Regions from separate parts of the Homo sapiens genome. Here region 2 is linked to region 1. Evidence: chromatin loops called from intact Hi-C (ENCODE). Cell type or tissue: endothelial cell of umbilical vein. All regions are shown on one strand. Links, peaks and the distances in the headings refer to the core of each region. The heading gives the core; the rest is flanking DNA. Region 1 has its middle 550 kb from the start of NUF2. Region 2 overlaps LOC124904447 (a long non-coding RNA gene).

Region 1 (6,992 bases), core at 1,057-5,056:
TGCTTTTTGAGTGTGGACCTTGGGGTGGGCTGCGGATGGTTGGGACAGGGTACTGTTATCTTTCAATGGATCTTATAGACATATTTGCCCAATTAAATAATATATATTTTATACATAAGGAGTATACTACCACCTATTATAACATCAGGTGTAGGTAAATAAATTTGTGAAAAACAAAGAAAATGTTAAGAAATAAGAAAATCTTACTTTTCAAATCTGTTGGAATTAAAACACAATGGTTCACTTTGTACTTTTCAGTAAAAGGCTATGGCAAATAATGTATCATGACCATGTAAACTTTAATTTCCTGAGAAAGAAGTGATAGAAGTGATAATATCAATTTATTTGAGGACACAATCATTAAAATGTGTCCATATGTTCCATTACACACAAATAGCCTCCTACACACACAAATGCCCCTAATTATATGTACTTAAGTAAAATGAAGCAGAGAACTGAAGTTGGTAAGTACCTTACATATTTTAACTATTCATTCACAAAATGGTTACTGAGCATGAACTCTGGGCTTGGCATTTTGCTACATGCTAGAAATTCCCAAATTAAAAAAAAAAAATCACAAAACTTTCCTAAATGTCTTGATATCAAGAAAAAATAAAGATGGGAGGAGGGTCTTTGGTGTTCAGTGCTTCAAATTTATTGCCAAACCTACCTGAAGAGCTGCTTTTTTCAGTCCGGTTTTCTAGAGCAAACGCTGGAAATGAGTGTTGTCTCTGGAAACAAGTATTTGTGTTTCTTTTTTTGTGGTCAGAGAAGGGGGTTGGAAAATTTAAAATCAATGTTTACTCTGAAAATTAGAACAATTTTTTTTCATGACTTAATTCAACTGGATTTTATTTATTTTTTTACTCATAATTTCTTTGGATGGGAGGGAACACAGTGAGAATTCCAAGCTGCTCTTAGGAGAAGTTCGGCTTTATGTGTAACTAACATAATTGGCACTGTCCCTGTAAATTCAAATTGGATATCCTCCCAAATTTTATTTAAGCAATTGGCCCATCTTTCCTAAGCCTAATGTCTAAATTTGTCCTGACAGAGGACAAGCAAGCTTTCTGACAGCATTTCCCTTGGAGAACTCAGTTGTTAGGCAACCTTATCCTGAACAGGCCTTCAGTCTAGCATGGGGCGCCCTTCCTAGACTCCAAGGAACCTTAATCTGCGCTCGAGGTTTTTACTATATGTATTAAAGATAGTAGATTTCCTTGTCCTTTTGACAGTGGATGACAAATTTTCAAGTCCGTCTTCCCCAAAGTGAGATTCTACTCAGTTACAATGAACACTGCATTAGGCTTAGTGCAAATAAACTTTTGTCGCTGTGTTAAATTTAATCTTTAATGAGAATTGTTAAAATTTACTGCATCCAGATATAGTTGGAACAGCGTTGGGAGGCTACAGACTATGATGTGTAATAAAGAATTATCTATGCTCCATGCACTCCAGGGTATGCAAATGTCATCTCTTACACCTTTCCTAATATTGAATTCTTTTCTGGTTGCAGAAAAGAATTTCTTTAGTGAGGAGTTTGGGGAAAGAGACGAAGGTGAACAAAACAAACTTTTGTAGGCATTTTCATGTACTTGTAACTCAATTTCATATTCGACACAATTTTATGATTTACAATTTCTCACCAGGCATATGAGAAAATTTACGCTAAGAAAACTTCGGTGACATTCCCGAGTTGTGTGAAATTCTGCTACACCTCAGTTTCTACCCACTCTCAGATTAATCCATTTTCTACCATGTTCATGTGACAGAGAGCAAGGCAGTGGTGTTAATGGCTTCAGTAGGGCCAGGTTCTGATGACAGAGGCAGAGATGGGAACACTCATTTCCAGTCTGTGGACTTTAGCCAGGGAAGTTTCTGGGTTAACTACAAACAGTTTATAAGAAAGATCTTGGTGGGTAGTTGAGAGTGGGAAAGAAACTATATCTTACACCAAGCTTTCTTCCCTTTTTGGTTCAAGTTCCCCTGATTTAAAAAAAGCCTCAAATACATGGCAGCAAGAGTAAAATGGTAATCTGTACCTTCCCCTCACAAAGTTACTCCCTCACTGTACTAACTTCAAATTCTATGTAGAATATTTAAATACAAACATTATTAAATACTGGCAGTTCCTTTGCTCCAGTCATACTTTCTTTTAAAACAAAAAACCACTAGGGAAATTATATGCAAAAAGCTATGTTAATAAAGCACTCAGGTACAAATTTATACTAAAAAAAAAATGTTAGGAGATACAAAGCCTGAGAGACTCTTAGTCACGTACAAGCAACCATATTTTTCATATTCTATATAAAGCTATTTTAACAGCTTAATGAGTAATCTCAAAAAATTATGTACAGGATAAGTGAATTAATGTTACTGGAAAAACGTTAAGCTTTGATATTTCCAAAGTTTTTCATGCTTCCATCCATTAGCTAAATGTGACAGCTCAGCTTTTTGAGACCATGTACATTACAGCAGTCACCTATCCATGGGCTTTAAGATCATATTTCCTCATCAAAGGCAAATGTTCTTCAATCTCCCTTCCAAGCTTATGCTCAAGGAAGACTCTCACCTGTGTTGAGACAATGTCTCCCACAGGGCTAGCTTTACATAAAGTGGAGTCAGCAGTATAGACAGGGTTGCTTGATGTGAGTTTGTAAGAAGTGAGCTCCCTCAAAAGCCTTGGGACTGTTGGATTGGTGTCTGCAAAGCCAGCCTTGGGTTTAGAGCCCTTTGTTTTAAGGACCTGATGGCATTTACAAAGCTTATACCTTATCTGTTTCAAGCCAGCTGATTGCTAATCAGTTAATTAAAAACCTTTACAGATGTTACCCCATGCATGAAAAGCCACATCTGTGTATAATGAAACAAATGGATTATAAAAGCAGAGGGGCCAACTTGACCATCCAACTTGAGTCAGTGCTTATGGATTGTTTGTTTTTTCCAATTTTCCTTTTGCCAGCAATTCTTTGTAATGCCTCTGGTTTTGTGATGTAATTCTAGTGAAATCAACCTTCAACAGCCCAAAGTTATATCATTAATGATGATCGATTTCAATTACAATTACTAATTGATCCCAGACTGCTAAGAGGACTCCTGGTGGCAGGCAGTCACACTGCACTTTGGGCAGGAGGAGGGAGGTTCTTACAGCTTGCTAATTTGTTTGGCTTGGCTAGTTAATTTTTTTTTAATCACTTGTAAATGAAGAATCTGAGAGAAGGGTAGATAGGGAGATACTCATTTGGTATGGTACAGAGAAGAGAGGGATCTATCAATAGATGTGTATGAAAAAAAGATTCTGGAGGACTAAGAAGCAGTTTACAGCTTTGTCATAGATGACTTTCTTGGATACATTACACTCATTGCTGATATTTGGTCAGTTTTGGTGGTAGCATTTTCTTTCTCTAAGAACCATCTTCAATTTCCTAAACTATTAATGCTAGGTCACAAATCTTACTTGAATTTATAAATATGGAAGGAACCACAAGCATGGAGACCAAGAAAGTCATTTTAGGGAAAAGGTCCTCAAAGTATGATTCCCAGGCCAACAGCATCAAGATCATTTGGAAGCTTATTAGAAAAGCAGATTTTCAGATCCCATTCTAGTCTTCATGAATCAGAAACTCTAGTGGTGGAAAGTAGCAGTCTGCATTTTTACAAATGTCCCCACTGGTTCTGATGCATGCTAACTGCGGAGAACCACCGATTTAGGGTATCACCACTATAAAGTGTAAAGCCAGGAATCAAACAAGAAAATCAGACTCCAGAGTTCTTGCTCTAGGCTGTAAAGACTCAAGGATTTCTGAGGGTATAATTTTTCGAAGGAGAATTACAGCAAACACAGCTTTCTAAAACCCAAATGGTTAAAAGGAAACACCATTTTAAAGTAAAAGAGAAGATTAACAAACTATAGCAAACATGGAGGAAGGAGTCACTTGAAGCCTTCAGGACTCGAGACAGGTGGCCATACACATCCTCTTTCTACTACTATGCTCTTTACATAAAACTGTATATATGTGGCTTTGTCTAATTCTGTTCATGTTCTTCAGTCAGCGGATGGCCACTTTCCTCTTCACTGCCCTTGTACATAAGGGTGTGATACGGAAAGCTGCAATTTAGCCTAATACTTTCAAATGTTGCCTGCTTGTACAAAGCCCTCAGGGTGTTCTCCCTTGGGGCTTCAGGCCTGGATAACAGGCTCAGTATGTAAGTAAGACAAAAGGTGCGTGATGCTGGAAAGAAAAGAGAAAATCAACATCAATTAAGATGGGCTGGGGTGGAAAGAAAATGATTGTGAAAGAAAGAAAAGGAGAGAGCGAGAGGAAACAAAATGACTTAGAAAAGGAAGAAAGAGAATGTGAAAGAAACAAGGAGGGAGGAACCTGAGACAAGAGTAGGGAGGGCGGAAGGGATGGGAACACCCGGCAGCTGTTTGGAATAGATTGCGTGCACCCTCCATTTCCAGTGGACTCTTTCCTGCGTTCGTCAGCCGTCTGCAATGTGGTGATTAATCATTCATGTCAAAATCCCTAATCCTATTCAATGAAAAACAAATGCCATGGCACCCAGCCCTTTGCTATCCCATGTACTTCACATGCTTGCCTGGGTGAGGTTGTCTGGGACCAAGATGGTTTTCTGGGGACCCTCAGTACAAATTCTGGGCAGCTCCACATGTTGGAGATGCCCTATGATCTCAAGGGTCTTGCCTTTTACCGGAAGAAAAAAAATCACTAGCAATAAAGGTCACGTTGTGCTAGTTAAGCAAACAATCAACATTCATTTAATTCTCTTTTAAAGAGAAAGTAGCCTCGGTTATTTATAAAGCTCCTTCCTCCAAGGAACAGGGCCCAGCTACACCACTTACTTCATCAGTCCTCCTAATGTAGCTTCGTGGCAGTGGTTAGCTATGTTGTCTCATTTTGCAAATTCTTCCTAAGTTTGTGCAATCTTTCCTCCTACCCGCTTCCCTCTTCTGGCTTCATTTTCTTTGTCATGTATTTTCTTCATCCATGTGAGATTTACACTGGAAAAAACAGTCTGGAAACATGATTTGCCCTAAATGACATTAATACAGACCGCCTCGGTAATTGCCATTTGCCCTGGGAAAACAGTATGATTGTCTAGCACAGAGGTTAGAATAGAGAGGTTTAACCCTTTCTATTCAGGCTCCAGAACTGGAAATGCTAGACTTCAAATCCCATTCTCTACCTGGGTGGCTGTATAACCCATGGCCCATAGCTCTATATGCATAAGCATGAGTTTTCTTATGTGCCAAGGCAGGAATATCAGTGAGGTCTAAATTGAATGATGCATGTAAACTGTGACACATAATTGGTGCTCAGTAAACATTGGCTTTTTTTATCTAGTAAGTCAGAGAACTGACATTTTTCACTGTTGCCATGTCACCCTTTTTGAGGGAGAGCCTAAGCATGCAGAACTGTTGTCTGGGGAAGGGCATCACTTTTTAGCACTCACCGCAAGGCAAAGTTTCCACCTGTCTATTAAGCAGGCTTAAGACCTTTAACAGCTGTAAGAACTAAAACAATGCTGCTGCTTCCGACCTCACACATCCCTGATTTAACATAAGATAACGGTGAGGAACTCCGTCAAAATTCTACTTTTTCTCACAATGACTACTATGCTTTTGAAATAGATACACTGTTTTTTTTTCTCAAAACTTTTGCTTTGTTGTTGTTAGTGTGCTTTCCTTCCTGGTGCTTGAAGAATGTGTATAGGCTGTCTACTGTGTGGCATCCTGTATTTGCAGCAAGAAGGATCCTGGCTCTGATTGGGCCCTAAAACACATTACTTATTGAAGATCTATTATGAGTCAGGTCCATGCATGGGCTTTACATTAATAGACTTATTTGAGCATCACTTGGACAGCAAACTTATGTGTTAAATGTGACTATCTCTACTTTATCAGGAAGAAAAAGGAGCCTCTGGAAGTAAAGTGGGTTACTCAAGGTCACATAGCTAGTAAGCCACAGGGTAAAATTGAAACCATATTGTCCCTAGTCTCCATGACCTATGCCATGGGAAGAAAATAGGGAAGAAAGTGATGATGTAAGTATAGAGGAAACTCAAGAAAATCCAATTATAGAAACTATGACTCCTTTTGGACCAATTTTATTAAAATCAGAAAGAGAAACACAGACAAGAAGCTAAAACAATGAGCCATTTAGCACACATACAAGAGTCAGGCATCCCTTGAAGTCTATGTTCCATATTCCTGAGAGTTCAGGACTGTGCAGTGAGGGATTCAGATAGAAAGAGAAAAGGAGCATTGGAGAGTACATAGTGACCTGGACAAGGCAGGTACTCAAAAAGTATTCATAAGATGTACGCATGGGCTGGGCGTGGTGGCTCATGCCTGTAATCCCAGCACTTCGGGAGGCCAAGGCAGGCGGATCACGAGGTCAGGAGATCGAGACCATCGTGGCTAACACAGTGAAACCCCGTCTCTACTAAAAATACAAAAAATTAGCGTGGTGGAGGCTGCCTGTAGTCCCAGCTACTCGGGAGACTGAGGCAGGAGAATGGCATGAACCCGGGAGGCAGAGCTTGCAGTGAGCTGAGATTGTGCCACTGCACTCCAGCCTGGGTGACAGAGCAAGAGTCTATCTCAAAAAAAAAAAAAAAAGAAAGATATATGCATGATGAAAAACAGCTGAGCATCCCATGGGCCTTTAGCAGGAAAATACTCTCCTGGGCCTGCACAACATCCAGGTTTGGGGGTTGCACCAAGGATGTCAAGAGAGAAATTGTGAAGGACCAGGAAAGGTTACAGGGGTGAGATTACAGCTTTTAAAAAATTTTAATATATGGAAGATATTCCTCTGGGTTTCCTCTTAATATGACACAAGAAATGCGAAGTCATGGGTAAACATTGGTTTTAATTAATATTCATATAGAATATGTTGTATTAAAGCCAATACATATTTAATGATAGAGTATGCAAAATCCAGATAAATTATAAAGTTAAATCACAT
Region 2 (6,992 bases), core at 2,063-6,062, 50 kb before region 1:
TAAATAATAGCTACTATTATTATGCTGGGCTGCTATGTGATGAGAACCCTGCCATTGCCTGACTTTTCATTAACCATGCAACACTAGGGAGTTTTTGGCAGCAACCACAAAGCAGTTTGTTGGCACACAACCTTTCAATTATCTGCACTACTGATCCCCTCCATTAGCATGGATAAGAGAAAGTGTACAGCACAGATAAGCCAGAGGGAGGAAGGAAAAAAACAGTGCAGCCATATATCTATATAAATCCCTATTAGGATTTAGGAGCAGTTCCTCATGGCTACAGATTTATATCTTCAAAGAGAGGAATCCAAGTTCTTCTTTATATGAGTTCTTTAACTTGACCTTAATGAATGTTAGCTCTTCTTTGTTGTTGCTTTATTTTTACAAAACAAATATCCATTTAAGAAATTATACCAGGAGGTTTTTTTCTATGTGTTGTAATGTTTTATCTCTGATTCTTTTTCCAATGTTGTGCCTCTCCTTAGCCATGGTAAGAATGATTCAACTTATTTGTGAGTCAATGGAACAATAATAAAAGTCCCACCTTATCTATCACTGAACTCTTAGGTTTTGAAATACAGATACAACTTTTTTTTTTTTCTTCCACAAGGCTAAAGAGGTTTTACTTAAAGATGATATAAATTTATAGGTTTTATTTTTGGCCACTGGAGGGCTCTCATATTTTTCCACTAATGAAATAGAAGCATGACTAAAAACTGAAAATGTAAGATAAATGTTTAAAGTGAGTGATCTTATGGTTTGTGCCAAAAACTAGATGAGATGAAATTTAGGGACAAGCGACTCTGATGCTTTAGAGCAGTGATTTGGATACTTAGGGCAGTTGCTGAGTCACTACCAGTAACTTTCAATGGAGGTCCTGAGAAATGACAAGGATAACTAATCCTTTTTTGGAAGGCCTCCTTTTCGTCTTATTCCTAAACTCTATTTACCACCAGAATCTCTCCTTATCAATGACTTTCCCTAATCATTATACCATATTTGTGCCCCCTGGCCTCTCTTATGAACTCTAGCAGTAATCCTCCTACATAGCCTTTGGTGCTGATCTGTGTTTCTGGATCTGCTCGGGTCAATCATATAGTGCTGTATACTTGTGTTGTGATGTCAGACTTTCTAGAAATGGTCAGGTTTGTACACAAAGGAAGGCAGTCAGCAGTTTGGATTACAGTGACCACATGGATATAGTGATCTTAGGTCTGATCTCAACTGTTGTGGATACTCAACAAATAGGTAAGAATTGCTGCAGGTATTTTTGGAAATAGTAATATTCCATCGGAAAAGCAATATAATTGTCTATTTGACCTCCTATAGGAGGTCTACCTGGCCTGAAACAGTACTCCCAAGCAGCAGCTACAGGTGGGGACAAAGTCTGGCTCTTTGGTGAAACATGTGGGAAGACCCATGGCATCATCATTCAAGCAAGCTAGGGTGTCAGGGGAGGGTTGAACAAGTAAATCATGATGGAAAGGTTTAAGATATGCAAACATCTTGGGTGTTAGTGGAGAAAGCTTCAGCTTAGAAGATACACAAGTATCCAGAGATTCACCTGTGATGATCAAATACCCAGCCTGGAGCAACATGAGTAATTCCAGATCCCACCTGTGGGAACAAGCTACTGAATTCATTGTTAGTGTACTATAGGCCAAAGTCTACAGGAACTATTAGAAATTATAGGCCAAAAGTCTCCAAAACCAGCATTTGAGGAGAGTTGGCACAGGTAGTCTGAAAGTCCTCCCTGGTGACTAGGCTTTTTTTTTTTCTGTTTTTCTTTCTTTATTTCTTTTTTAAAGATATCGTGAATTCAATCTCTTGAGAGTCCTGCCTATTTTATTCTGTCTCACTGACTTTGAACTTTAGTGCATAAATAATACTCATATTGATCCTAGAGTTTCTTTCTGTATGTGATTTTGCTCTTGTTTTTCTTTGCCTATCAAAGACAAGATTGTTGAAATGTTCCATTCTTTATGTGTAAAGTTTAACTCTTTCATAACCCCTTCTACTTCACTTAAAAATAGACACTATGATCATTATCAGTCTCTAGAGTATATACTGAAGTAGGTTTTTTAAAATTTGTATTTTGTTTTTAATTGATACATAATAATTGTACATACTTACAGGGTACAGTATGATGTTTATAATACCTATATACATTGTATAATGATAAAATCAGTATCATTAGTATGTCTATCACTTCAAACATTAACAATTTATTCATGGTAAGAGTATTCAAAATCTTCTCTTCTAGCTATTTTGGATTATACAATGCATTATTGTTAACTATAGTCACCCTACTGTGCAAAAAACCATCAGAACATATTTCTCTTATGTAACTATAACTTCCTACCCATTGAGTAACCTCTTCTTATCATCCCCCCATTCCTCACCCTCCAACCTCTGGTAATCACTATTCTACTCTCTACTTCTATAAGATCAACTTTTTTAGATTTCACATAGGAGTGAGATCATGCAGTATCTACCCTAGAAGTGGTTTCTTTAAAGTTGCCTTTCATTAGTTAATAATAATAATGTATCAGTATTGGACTATTCATTGTGACAAACATATCATAGTAGTGTAAGATATGCAAGATGAAAATAATAGAGAAAACTGGTATGTGCAGGGGGAATGTATATGAACTCTCTGTAATATCTCCTCATTTTTTTTTTTGGTAAGTCGAAAATTTTCAAAATAGAAATAATTAAAGCAGAAAAAGCAGCTGGCTATTCACTTAATATAACCCCAGTCAGTTAGGGCTAAAGGGTGAATCATGTAGGAATCTTGTCAGGGCTGCAGAGATAAGCCCTTAGAGCTTCCTAAGTTCACAGAGGCTGTGTTGGGCAGCAGTCCTGGGACTAGAGGGATGAACTATTTGGGATATTTGAGATATTTCTATTATTTGGGATATTTCTATTATAAGCCTAGTAGATTCCCATTTGGATCACTAGCCTCTTCCTGCTGCTGCCTCCCCAAAGACATCATTCTCAGGAAGCACCATCCTGCCCTATTTCACTCCAGAGCCCTGAACTGAAATCAGTTCAAAGCAGCTTCCATTATCCTTGCTTTTTAAATTTCTCATGACTTTATCTCTTGATCCCAGACATGACCTTTTATTTTTACTGGCCTGTCTCTTTGCTGAATTTTCAACTCTGGCCCAGTTTCTGCTGCTTCATTTCATCCTAACCCTTCTTTGGGCAGAAATATCTACCCCCATATTCCTTTTAGACTGTTGGTTTTCTGCTTCTTCATTTCATTCTACCTACCCTTTGGCCAGAAATACCTACCCCAATACCCTCTCAAATTGTTAATTTTTGGCAAAAGATTACTTTTAGACTGTTGGTTTTTTGATGATGATGAATATCACAACACTGTTTAAAGACAAATGACTTTATACTTAAAAGTGGAAGAGTCAGAGCTGGTGCTGAGTTGTTTTTCTTTTGAGAAACCTCTATTTCTGACACCTCCTCCTCTACTAGGAGCTGAATGTTACCTTGTGTGTCTATGTATTCAGGAACCAATGATGTTGACCCATTAGATTTGCCTCCTAATTTGTACCTAACTCTTCCTCTCCACTTCACTATTGAAAATATTTTCAATTACAGCCTAATTTCTTTTTCTTTTGAATTTTTTCTTTGGTCAATGCCCTATGCATATTATTTTTAATTGATATCCAGTTATTCTGGGCACATGAGGGACTTATAATTTCCTACTTCCTTGAAGCTAGGCATGGCCAGGTAACTTGCTTCAGCCAATAAAATGTGAATAGAAGGGATACATGTCACTTTCTTGTAGGAACATTTATTTGCCAGTGTATGAGTCTTCTAGCTTCTCTTCTGCTGTGGTGATCATGGGAACATGTGTTGATATGGAGGTGCCATAAGATCAGAGCAGCCTAGAGTACTGACTCAACACGTGGAGGACAGCTGCCCTGGAGAGTTGCCCAGACATGCAAGGGAATTTGTATGAATGAGTAAGTTTTGTTGTGTTAAAAAATAATGAAGATTGTGGGAATGTTTTTACTACTGCATAGCCTAGAATATCTTGACTATTATTGTTGAAAAGTAATCTCAAGTGTATAATACATTGTGAGTAATTGATGATATCTGAGGGTATTACCTCTTCCAGAGTATTTCCATTGTGATAGGTGACCCCAGGGAATAAGATATCTTAACTGAGAGGAATGAACTACCTATGATGGAGTGGAAGACCCTTGGGCAAATTAGAGAAGATGACATTTTGAGATAAAGCAATCTTTCTTTGTTCTCTAATCATACCATGATGTTGTCTGGCCAGATTCTTTTTCAAATACACATTTTAGGAAGTATAATTTGTGACAAATGCAGAAGCTGTGAGATCTAGCCTCTTGTAATACGATGCCTCTTCTAACCCGTTCTGAATACGTGATGTTGTAGGTCACTCATTGGGTCCTCAAAGTACCTAGTGTCTAATTTTTACACAGCTTGGAATGTCCTCTTTTGTGATTAATAATAATAATTCCTTTCTATTTTTTTCTGGCTATGATCCAGGCTTTAATATATGTTTTTGCTATTCTGTTCAACTACCCTGTGAGGTATTACTTCCAAAGGTACATGGTTATGAAGTGATAGAAGCATGAATTGAACTCAGATCCTCTTGAGAGTATATGTTCATTTCACCATGAGGTCTTTCTTCTCTCTCCTTAGGTGGAACTCACATTTCTTCCAATTTAAGCTGCACCTCCTCAGTGATGTGGCCCCCCTAATAGTCCTCTACACAGTGACCCCTCCTCCTTTGGAATCGTTATTGTCATTTGGAACCATAGTAGCTTGTCTCCAAAGATGGCCTTCCAGTAACTCATGCTTCCTGATGATCAGGCCCTAAATAGGTTGTCCTTGTGACTTCCATCTTGACCCATAGAATGTGGTGGAAGTAGCATTGGATGACGTCCAAGGTTAGTTCATAAAAAGCCTTGTGGATTCTTCCTCAGCCTCTAGAAACACTTGCTCTTGGAGCGTATGCTTTGAGGAAATCCAAATGTCATATGAGATGCCTGAGACCACCTATCTCAGACTATTGTGGGAGAGACTACTGTGCTGTGAAGAAGTACAAAGTAGCCATGTGAAGATACCATACGGAGAAAGACAGATGCCTAGGTAGCCCCTAGCTGTGCCAGCCATCCCATCAGAATCACCACACATAAGAGTAAAGGAATCATTGTGGATGTCCAGCCTAGTCAAGCCTGTAGATGATTCCAGTTCCAGTTGCCATCTGTCAGTAACTGCCTGAGACCCAAGACAAGAACCACCCAGCTTAGCCCAGTAAATCCACAGAATCACGTGTTATCATGATAATAAATTGTTTTTTTAAGCAACTAAGATTTGGAGTTTATTTTATCACAATAGGTATAATAAGCAGAAAGTTGCTGTATACTGTCCTCCCTCCCTACCTCTGGTACACTGTAATATCTGTGGACTGCTATTGTATTTTTGAATAATTAATAATTTCTATAATTGATCCATTGGCATCATCTCAGTTGAAGGCTTTCTGGGAGCTTTTCTTATTCAAGATGAATCCTCTTACTTTCTAGCTTAGTACCTGGAATATGGTAGGACTTCAACAAATGTTTGTTAATTGATTAATAAGCTCCTTGAGGCCAGCAACTGTTATTTCTACCTTTATATTTCCTATAATGTCTAGCACAGAGTTTTATTGTAGACCTTCAAAGATGTTTGTTAGTAAGGCATATGTCAATCATCATGTTCCAACATACTCTAACAAATGATTGATTCCTTTCGTAACGTGTTTCACAAAAATCCCTTCCTTGCTCTATCTCCACACTCTAGGCTTTAGCCTTGTGTGGCCATACACCTTAATCCATTCATTTAATTGTGCTATTCCCTCTGCTTGGAATGTTCTCCCCACCTCCACCCTGCCCATTCTACTTTGTGAAAACCTATTCATTCTGCAAAATTCAGCTAAAAGATTGCCTTTCCTTTAAACCTTCCCTTCCCTATTACAACACAACAATAATCTCTTTTCTTGAATTAATGTTACCTGTTGAGTACTTACCCCATGGCATTTCACTTACCACTTGTCATTGTCTCTCTTAGCCAGTGAGCTTTTCAAGGATGGAGGCTGTAGCTTATTTAACTTTAGCTTACCAGCACAATAAATGGCACAAAGCAGATGGTCAATAACTGACTATTGGATGAATGAATACATTACAAGGAGAGAACACGCATGTGAGAGATAAGAAACAAACATAGTGTTGAGTGCTTTGTCACCGCAAAGTGCTATTAATATACAATTGGCATCAACTCCCCTTGCTGCACCTGCCTATCTCATGCCTTTAATCTTTCACCACAAAGCCAACCGCCCTTCTTTAATCAATGCTGTTGCCTTTCTCTGAACCCTCTCTAGTTTGTACATTTTTATTTTTTTGGTCCTGAGATGCCTGAAGCCTCTTCATATTCAGCCCAAAATAGCACTGACCTTTCAGCTGCTATATCACCTGGCAGCTCATATCTAATTTCCTTTTGCAAGAGCCTCACTCACTTGCTTTAGCATTTCTGCTTTCCAGGTTTCTCTCACTGCTTGCTGTGTTGTTGATTGTGTTTTTCCCTCAGAGAATCTGGTTTCCATTTTTCTCTGGTTTGAACTCTACCTGGCTATTTATTCCTTTTCCCTTAGGCATTCAGTGGTGCATAATGTGGGGAGGTTGGGAAATGGGAGCCACTACCCTTTGATGATTTGTCTTCTGTGGGGGAGCCCACCTAAGACCTAGAAAATAGTGCTGTCCTAGCTCATTCTGCCTGCTCCTCAACAAATTGTTGTCATTAGCTGCTTTTCCAGCCTTCCCATGGGGTCAGAGGAAGCATTTCATGGGATTGGGATTTTGTTTGTTTATTTTTATCTTTTTGCTTTATTTTGGTTTTCCTTCCTTCCTTCCTTCTTTCCCTCCCTCCCTCTTTCCTTCCTTCCTTCCTTCCTTCTTTCC

What was found. Peaks named below come from ENCODE experiments on the same cell type or tissue, not always from the same donor. Only the 100,000 strongest peaks of a DNase experiment are listed, where the experiment ranks them.
Region 2: a loop joins it to region 1, with 2.2 times the contacts of the local background. A loop is called at or near these places in 1 of 110 quality-filtered maps.

Annotation. Positions count from the first base shown.
Region 1 is chr1:163,871,240-163,878,231 of GRCh38, forward strand. No RefSeq gene overlaps it. Among named protein-coding and RNA genes, the nearest start is that of NUF2, 550 kb to the left of the region's middle. RefSeq lists an enhancer at 3,930-4,486. In endothelial cell of umbilical vein, for the core only: a CTCF peak has its summit at 3,085; a DNase peak (open chromatin) is centred at 4,492; H3K27ac peaks cover 1,103 bases.
Region 2 is chr1:163,820,286-163,827,277 of GRCh38, forward strand. It overlaps LOC124904447 (a long non-coding RNA gene), which reads left to right. Exons shown (of 2, transcript XR_007066704.1): 2 at 4,699-5,366. Among named protein-coding and RNA genes, the nearest start is that of NUF2, 500 kb to the left of the region's middle. In endothelial cell of umbilical vein, for the core only: no CTCF peak of the experiment used is centred there; a DNase peak (open chromatin) is centred at 3,936.